Linked DNA regions of Homo sapiens: region 1 is linked to region 2. A link is a contact called in ENCODE Hi-C or POLR2A ChIA-PET data. All regions are on one chromosome and are shown on one strand. Each heading gives the region's core, a stretch centred on a gene start or an enhancer-like site at or near the end of the contact. The rest is flanking DNA. Distances are from core to core; before and after follow the strand shown. Region 1 overlaps STARD13 (StAR related lipid transfer domain containing 13). Region 2 has its middle 90 kb from the start of RFC3.

What was found. Hi-C counts contacts between places; a loop is a spot of excess contacts on that map. ChIA-PET counts read pairs that join two places held with the same protein, here RNA polymerase II (POLR2A). Pooled maps may share reads with other maps.
Region 1: a map of IMR-90 shows a loop between it and region 2 (4-fold over the local background). The contact joins two enhancer-like sites. A Hi-C loop is called at or near these places in 4 of 168 maps with a recorded cell type or tissue (IMR-90, OCI-LY7, endothelial cell of umbilical vein and 1 more), 10 of 37 single-sample maps with no recorded cell type and 11 of 50 pooled maps. POLR2A ChIA-PET finds 5 or more read pairs at or near these places in 1 of 52 experiments (OCI-LY7).

Annotation. Positions count from the first base shown.
Region 1 is chr13:33,124,031-33,128,447 of GRCh38, forward strand. STARD13 (StAR related lipid transfer domain containing 13) reads right to left here. Exons shown (of 14, transcript NM_178006.4): 6 at 3,343-3,516; 7 at 2,051-2,210. Among named protein-coding and RNA genes, the nearest start is that of KL, 110 kb to the left of the region's middle. Within about 2 kb of position 2,346, at least 25 of the 41 ENCODE cell types and tissues checked have a DNase peak (open chromatin) inside an H3K27ac peak, as active enhancers do.
Region 2 is chr13:33,725,722-33,730,169 of GRCh38, forward strand. No RefSeq gene overlaps it. Among named protein-coding and RNA genes, the nearest start is that of RFC3, 90 kb to the right of the region's middle. Within about 2 kb of position 2,975, at least 10 of the 41 ENCODE cell types and tissues checked have a DNase peak (open chromatin) inside an H3K27ac peak, as active enhancers do.

The sequences.
Region 1 (4,417 bases), core at 1,096-3,595, 600 kb before region 2:
AAGAACATTCGTTTGGTGTTGCTCTCCTTGCTTTTCACTCTTTTCCCCTCGCTTTTCTGATTGATTCGCTTTTACTAGCTCTTGCTTGCTCTGAAATCTCCGGAAAAGCCAGGTTTTGATTCCTTATGTTTCTCTAGTTCTCCCCTTTTCCTTCCTATTACCACCTTCCTTTTTCACAGGAGCCAGAGAGGTGGTCTCTGCGTGCTTCCCACACCACATTGACAAGGAAAGGGAGGGACATTCCAAGGCTGGAAGCCCTGCCAGGACTGGGTGCATTATAAGGTGGTGACTGACTGTGGTGAAAGTCCCTTCGATGTCCTACGGATTCTCCCATGTGACTGACGCGAGATGCGTGGCTCTATTCATTTTAATTACATTTAGAATCAGTATTTATATCTTGAAATGAGTCTTCTTCCTCCAAGCCTTTGCCGGCACACTGTTTTTCATCTTGGCATTCTCCCAGATTTAAAAAATTGACCTGAGATGGACACAGGGGTGGAAGAGGTTTTGGTGCCCTGTGTCTTTCTCTCTACTGATAAGACTTTTGCTTCTAAAGAGAGACTGGCCCCACTAACAGCAATGATATTGGCACTGCACATTATTCAGAAGCTACGGGGGGCAGGAATGGTTTATAGCTATGGACATTAACTTTGAATAATGTGTATTCTTAGTAAAACCTCTAAGATTAAAAAAATTAAAATGTTTGCTTAAGTAACGAGATTCATTGGCTGACTCTATTGGGATGTGATTCACAAGTCAATTCATGCTGGGGCATCTGTCAAAGAAGAGAACCCTAGAAAAGTAGCCTGTCACCCTTATTTCTGGGGAATAAGAGGCAAGCTATTAAGGCCATTTCTCAAAACTAAACAGCCATCCTCACAACAATGACAGCAGCCATCCCACCCTCTGCGATGACATACAAATATGGAAAAATGTTATGTGCAGATTCTCTAAATTAAAAATGAGGAGGGACAAAGGGGAACACACATTCAGTTCAGTCAAAGACAACTTCAAATGAAGAAGTTACTGCTATTTTTCTGCACTGAAAATTGATTTCTGGTTCACCAAGAGACCAGCCTGATTCTAAGTGTGGTCTCAGTATTGGGGTCTCTACAAGCATCACTAGCCAGCTCATTCCTGCCCACTGAGCCCAAGGACCAGGGTAAATCAATAAAAAGTACAAATAATCTTAGGTTGGTACAGATTCTCTGCATGGCATCAAAAAGTATGATGAACAGGGACTATTACAGAATAGCTGCCTGGAAATATACCCACTATTCAGGGCTGCAATTTATCAATTAAGAACACAACTTTTATTTTGGACAGAATGTCTAAGAAGCTAATGGGTGTTAATTTGGAGGAGCAAAGCCTTTGTTTTGTAAAGTACAGGACGGACAGCACTCTGGATTTAATCACAGTCCACCATTATGGTGGGCCCCAAAAGTCTCGGAGGCAGCAAATCTCTGAATATTTTGTTTAGCTTCAGCATTGAATCAACTCTATAAAATGAGGGGATATTTGACTTAGCTGATACTTTTGTTCATATTTTACTTGCACATTTTTAAAAGATGTAAATAAATCTGTGTTTGGTTTAAGTTTTCCTGGTCATGATGCTGCTTCAAAGGAAAAAAAAAGAATTAATAAAAGGAGGCATGAAAAACCTAATTCTTTTTCAAAAATAATAGGGATAAAAGAACAGTGTGAAATCAATGGTGGCACTGAAATAATAGTTACAAAGGAAATGCAGTACAGTACATAGCTTAACTCTAGTTTTTAGGGATTGCAAATTAGACATCCCAGGAACAAACTGTTAACGTCAACTTTCCCCAGTCACTCCAGGTCATCATTTAAGTTGCCAATGAGGAAACATCCTCAAATAGGACATGTCTTGTTCAAATTAAATATTGCTACATAAAGGTCACAATGCCTTTTATTTTTGGTGAGGCATGTCTTGCCTGATATTGGGCAGATCTGACTCAGTCTGACATCCCCTCAATCCAATCCCATGGTTGGGGGTGGTGGGGCAGCAGCGGGGGGGTTACAGCCCTACCTGATCGAGGCAGTTGCTGCGTAGATATCTCAGTGCTTGCTGAATACTTTGAGGCAGGGGCTGTCCCGTTCTTTGGACGTGGACTATGAGAGGAACGCCAAAGACAGCCTTGTCTTTGTAGTCGGGAACTTTCATCCTCTTCATGAACTTTGGAACTGACCTAGAATTTACAGAAACCAGGTCATGCAAGCCTCCTGGGTCACACTGTGGGGTGAGGCTCTGGAAGCAAGCATGAGGGAAGCCAGGCTTTTGTTGGAATACCCAACAGATGCGGGGTGAATTCAACATTCTCTCTGCATTAATCACAGGACACTGCTGTGCTCTGTGTGGCCCTTGCCTGCTTGCTATCTCTAGCTACTAAACAGCATGAGTCACGTTCCCAGAATGTATTTGTAGCTCTGTTTTCAGGTCAAGTGGACAACTTTCCAATTTAACTGTGATAGACTTATTTCTCAAGTGCTGAACACTTAAAAGTCCCCAACAAAACAAAACAAATTAAAAATTACAAGAGGAAGAAGAAATCTGGCTGGGGTTGGAGGAAAAGGAAGGGAGAAAAGAAGAACAATATTTCTTGGCTCTATCTTACTTTTCTAGAGCCAGTTGTAGTTTTCAAAGGACATTTTAATACAGAAGCATATATTGATTTGACCATGAATTTATAACCTTCTAAAATATTTCATAAAAGCACCATTGATTTTTTAAATATGTATAATATAAAACATAGAACAATTACTGACACATTTTGTATTTTTTCAAACCCACCAAATCATCTACAATAGGTCCACATTCAAGTTCTAACATGCTTCTGTCAATTCCTTATTACAAGGTTTACTGCATATTCTTGTTTCTATTTGCCAATGAAATAAAAGCAGAAATGTATTTGAAGAATTAAATGCTCTTTGAATGAATCAATGCTCTAAGTGGTAAGCTTTGCATCAGGCCAGAAGGTACAAGTGACAGCTGTTTCTGTGCAAACTGCCAGGATTATTTTATGGCAAGTTTATTTTTATTTCCTCTGTTCACAATTAATCACCCTTTACTTGTCTCTTTTTCCTTTCTTGGAGCCTGACTGCCTTCCCTGGAAACCAACTGAGAACTACAAATAGAGCAATGTTTCCTGTAGGGTCCACTGCATCGAGGCTACGGCAGAGCTCATGCCTTATGTCCAGGAGATCATCAGTGAAGGCAATGAATGGGTTTTTCAGATATCACAAAGTAAACATGGAAGCTTCTGCAATCACACACTTAGCTCTAGAGCCAAGGATCCCCTCCTAGGTGAATGTGCTACGCACCATGTCCAGCCGTGCTTGTTGGACATGGAGTGCTTCTCCATGATGGCCGTGAGGCGGAGCAGTGAGAAGCGCTGGAGCAGGCTCAGCTGGCTGGCCGTCTGGCTGCTGATGTGGGGCGATGCTGGGGCCGGCCGGGGCTGGTGCGACAGCTGGAAACTGTTCCATCGGAGTCGCCTTTACCAGAGAGACCATCAGAGAAGCCAGTCACAAAGTGGACTTGGTAGCGGGAAACACGGGACATCACCAAGGTACACGCAGCTAATCAAGATAGCAGCCGAGCAAAGAAAATCGCAAAGCAAATGGAACAGAAGACACAAGTGTGCAGAATAAACATAGGACATGATTTTTCCAAGTCAGATAAATCTGGAAAAAGTCTTATTATCCATTTTATTAGGGGGTTTAAATAAGTGATAGAGGAAATATTATGTTTGTTTATTCCAAATTTGTTCCCAAAGTGTTGAGAGCAAGCTGAGACAGTGTGTGTGTGAGTGAGTGTGTGTGTGTGTGTATGTGAGAGAGAGAGAGAGAGAAACAGAGGGAGAGAGAGAAACGGAAAGAGAGGAAAGAGACGGAGACAGGGAGATATAGACAGAAGCAGAGAGAGCAGAGAGATAGAAAAGAGAGAGACAGATGTAGATGGAGAGATGGAGAGATGAGACAAAAAGAGATACAGAGGCAGAGGATGGAGAGACAGACAGAGACAGAAAGATAGAGACAGAGCAAGAGACAGAGAGAGGGAAGACAGAGATAGAGCAATATAGACAGAGGACAGACAGAGGTAGAGCGATAAAGACAAAGAGAGAAAGAGAGAGAGATACAGACAGGGAGCAAGAAACAGAGAGAGAGAGAGGGAGAGAGCTGTCGAATGTCTAGGGCTGTAGAAAATTTTCTCATTGTCTTCCATGTGTCTACACTCTATATCTTGCTCAGTATTGAGATGGAGCCCGAAGATGAGAGGTACAGAGGTGACACATCACTGAACCACAAGACACACCCTTGCCTCAACCAGAAACCCAGCAGCACAGGGCCATTTTTCTATGGTGCTTCTGAAACGGTCTTTGTAGGTCAGCTTTGA
Region 2 (4,448 bases), core at 1,725-4,224:
TCCAGGGAGAGTATGGACTTAATTTCTAGTGGCTCTTAATTCTGTACTGCCACCCAGATGGCTTCCAGCTACATGGCTTTTTTGTCACAGGACAAAGCAATGACTGTGGATAATGAAAAAATAATAATTTTCTAGAATGGTGGAATAATTTTAGACACTATTAGTGTTTATTAATTGGGTTGTGTATTAGTCTGCTTGGGCTGCCACAGCAAAATACCCCAGACTGGGAGGCTTAAAGAACAAAAGTTTAGGCCGGGCAAGGTGGCTCACACCTGTAATCCCAGTAATTTGGGAGGTCAAGGCAGGTGGATCACCTGAGGTCAGGAGTTCGAGACCAGCCTGGCCGACATGGTGAAACCCTGTGTCTACTAATAATACAAAAAAATTAGCCAGGCGTGGTGGCTTACACCTGTAATCCCAGCTACTTGGGAGGCTGAGGCAGGAGAATCGCTTAAACTCGGGAGGTGGAGATTGCAGTGAACCAAGGTCGCGCCATTGCACTTCAGCCTGGTGACAGAGTGAGACCCTGTCTCTAAAAAAAAAAGAAAGAAAGAAAGAAAGAAAGAAAGAAAGAAAGAAAGAAAAGAACAGGACAGAAGTTTATTTTCTACAGGTTCTGGAGGATAGAAATCCAACATCCAGGTGCCAGTAGGGTTGGTTTCTGGTTGCAAATGGTCACCATCTTGCTATGTCCTTACATGGTCTTTTTTCTGTAAGCATGGAGAGACAGAGAGAACGCTGGTGTCTCTTCTTCTTATAAGGGCACCAGTCTTATCAGATTAGGACCCCACCCTTATGATTTCATTTAACCTTAATTACTTTGAAAAGCTTATGTCCATATATGGTCACCCTAGGGTTAGTGCTTCAACACATGGAATTTTAGAGGGGACACAATTTAGTCCCTAATAGATGGTAACATAACTTGAACCTGGGAGGTGGAGGTTGCAGTGAGCTGAGATTGCACCACTGCGTTCCAGCCTGGGTGACAGAGCGAGACTCTGTCAAAAAAAAAAAAAAAAATCACCGAAGTTGGATAACCACAAAATGGATGTAATAACACAGCCCTGTCCTAACTTGGTTCTGACAGTGTCACATAGGAAAAACGTTTTAGAGTTAGAATTGCAACCTCTTGCTTCCAAGTGCCTATTTTACGTTAACTACTATGTTTTATTTTCCCAAATCTTCAACATTATGCTTTTAGAGGCAATTTTCAGAACTAGGTTTTTTTTTCTTATTTATACGCTGAAGTGTTATATATGTGATAAACAAGAAGACAAAATGACAGAAAGGAATTAAAGTCAATATAATCACCCCTGTTAAGCCATTATGTGTTTCCATTAGAGCTTTTCACACTAGCTCCATAGTCTAAGTTATTTCACTTCTCTGAGACCTGGCTCTTCCCTTGAAAATATATGATTAATAGTCCCCATCTTAAACAGTTGACCTGAGGAGTAAATGAGAATATACATATAAAAGGTTCCATGAGGACACAGCAGTAAGTTTGCCATTTGCAAGTTTTTAGAACATAGCAGACTTCTAACAGAAACAATGTTATCCTCTGTCTTACTAAGTTTTATAGTATGATTTTCCATTGCCTGAAATCTCTAATTCTGTAAACCATCCGAACTATATTTAAGTAAAGTAGTTCACTTGTGCATTTTGATAGAGTTTGATGTTTGCTTCTTCTATTTTGAGGAGGAACATGCCACCCACTCTTGGATGAAGTGGTGATTTAACTATAACTATAATACAGATATCTGACTCAACAACTGGCTGGAGTTCTGAAAGTAAAACCATGCAAATCAAGGAGATGGTAGCCAGCCTTAAATTCTCTATTGCCTCATAGTAAATTTATCTATAACATCCTTTGGAATGCTCAGATCGCTTCTAGTTATATCAAGATCATCAGTAAGTCTGCTCAAGAAAAGCCAACCTCCTCTTTCTTGGTCAAAAGGTGGGTTTAAACTTTTTAAATTTCGGTATCTAAAGGCAATTTTTAAAAAAGTTTTCAATGTTTTTGAAAGATTGAACTTTCCAGATTTAAATATTTTTTCATACTCTTAACCAAGTTGTAAAGTTCTGAGCCTGTGGAGGGGTTGGGGGTTGAAGGATAGAGTTTTCATATACCCATATGAAATGCACATACATAATCACATGCCACAAACCACAATCACTGTTAGAACTGTACAGTGTGACCTTGATAGGTACGGGCCCTGCTGGCACAGGACTTACAGATTGGTGGGGCAGAAAAATATTAAAAACTACACAAATGGCCAGATGGATACAAATATGATAAGAGCCATGAAGGAAAACATTTAGTTGAAAGCACTGCAATACAAGTGAGTCCAATATATGTCAAGTACAACACAAAGCATCTTCTTTGCATGGGTTTTACTACTTTCTAGCACATTCTTGCAGTGTTCTTAGGTAGGCAGCAATGCTGTAAGACACAGTGAGGTGAAAATTAGGAGAAAGTAGTGACAGAATATTTTTCCTCTTAATGTAAATTGTGAAGGAAAAAAATTCCTCTACAAAAATTCCCGTAGTCTAAACTCCACATTTTCAAAAGTCCTTAGAGCCATGGCAAGTTTCCATGGAGCACAGATTGAACTCTCTCATGTAGAAGAATAACCTACTTGTTTTCAGGAGAAAGGCGGGAAAAGTGCCTGAAACCACACCCACTAATGACATCAACAATTTCCAGAAGGAAGGCTCGCCCATAAAAAGGGTGCCAGCTTGGCTGGACAGAGAAAGCATGATGGTGGCCCCACCCATGATGTCAGCCCTGGGCCCTGACCGTACAGAACCTTCACACTGGGTTTCTTAAGGACCAGTTGCCATCTTGTCTCCTCCCTCCCCACAGCCCAAACTCAAATGCTAACTTTGACCTTCCTTCCTGCCCCTGCTGTGTCAGTTGGCATGTCTCAGGACTGTAGCAAAAGAAAGCTGGATTTTTTCCAGGAATAGCTTCAGTCTTGCTCAGATGAAAGGCAGGATGCCAGGGCGAGGTGATTTTGTTATTAATCAACCTTGATTTGCAGAAGATGACACAGATGCCAGGTCTGTGCTTTAAGTATCCTTTCAGCAGTGCTGAAAGTCAAATATTATTCAGCTAGGTTCTAAGCAGGCAGTTTAAATCATGCTAAAGGCTGTGCCATTTCAGTGCTAGAAACAGGAACTGAAAACGAATAATGTGCTATTGGGAAACTGCGGTGAACTCTGTCATTTTGAACCCTGAGCACCTGTTTGTACTTGTAAAGCTGAGAGTTCATGTCGAGGGAACATGGAGCTATTGGAATATGGCAGGACTGAATCTGTCCAACTTGACTTCAAGGGCATTTAAGTGAAAATTTGCTTTAAACAGTCAATGCTGAGGAGAGAAGAGACTCTGGAAATCTATAATCTAATCCTTGGGGAGCATTTCTAGTTTAATAAGTGGTAGAACACATTGCCCATCTTAGACAATCACCCATAAAAAATGTCCTGACCAAAATCCTGCTAGGCTATGCAAGTACTCCTAGTACTGAATGTCGGCTCAGTGAGTGCACACTTTGACTTTATTAATGGTGAACCATTTATCTGGACCCATGATAAGAGTCAAGTCTACCCTTTCATAAATTGATTTTGTTTTGTTTTCTAATGAAAAGTTTTAAACAATCTATATAAATGGCATATTGTCTAAATTGTAAAGTGTCGAGATGACATTTCATTTGTTTTTTGTTCTATTGAGAAATGGAAAGGTTAAGGGCTTCGGTGTCAAATGGATCAAAATTCAGACTCCAGTTTAGATACTTATGAGCTGTGCAATTCTGAGCAGTTTGCCTAACCTCTTAAAACTTCAGTTTTCAGCCGGGAGCGGTGGCTCATGCCTGTAATCCTAGCACTTTGGGAGGCCGAGGCAGGTGGATCATGAGGTCAAGAGATTGAGACCATCCTGGCCAACATGGTGAAACCCCGTCTCTACTAAACATACAAAAATTAGCTGGGCGTGGTGGCAGGCGCCTGTAGTCCCAGCTACTTGGGAGGCTGAGGCAGGAGAATCACTTGAACCAGGGAGGCAGAGGTTGCAGTGGGCCGAGATTGTGCCACTGCACTCCAGCCTGGTGACAGAGTGAGACTCCGTCTCAAAAACAAAACAAAACAAAACAAAAACTTCAGTTTTCCTCATTTGTAAAATGGAATCATTATAACAATACCTTGCACGAGCTAAAAACTTTCCTGTCACATATGCTAGAGGCCTAGCCCAGAGTATCTAAGTGCTCCATAAATGGTGGAGAGCTGCCGAAGTAGTGGGAATGGAAGTAGCAAGAATGTTATGAACAGTATTTGTCTTTCTGAAAGAGACTGCTCTTGACAAAAAGAATCATATCATACACTTCAGTGGAATTTCTCAGCATTTCTAGCATGGGGTGCAGGCAACAATCAGTGCTAGCTGAAATGTACTGACA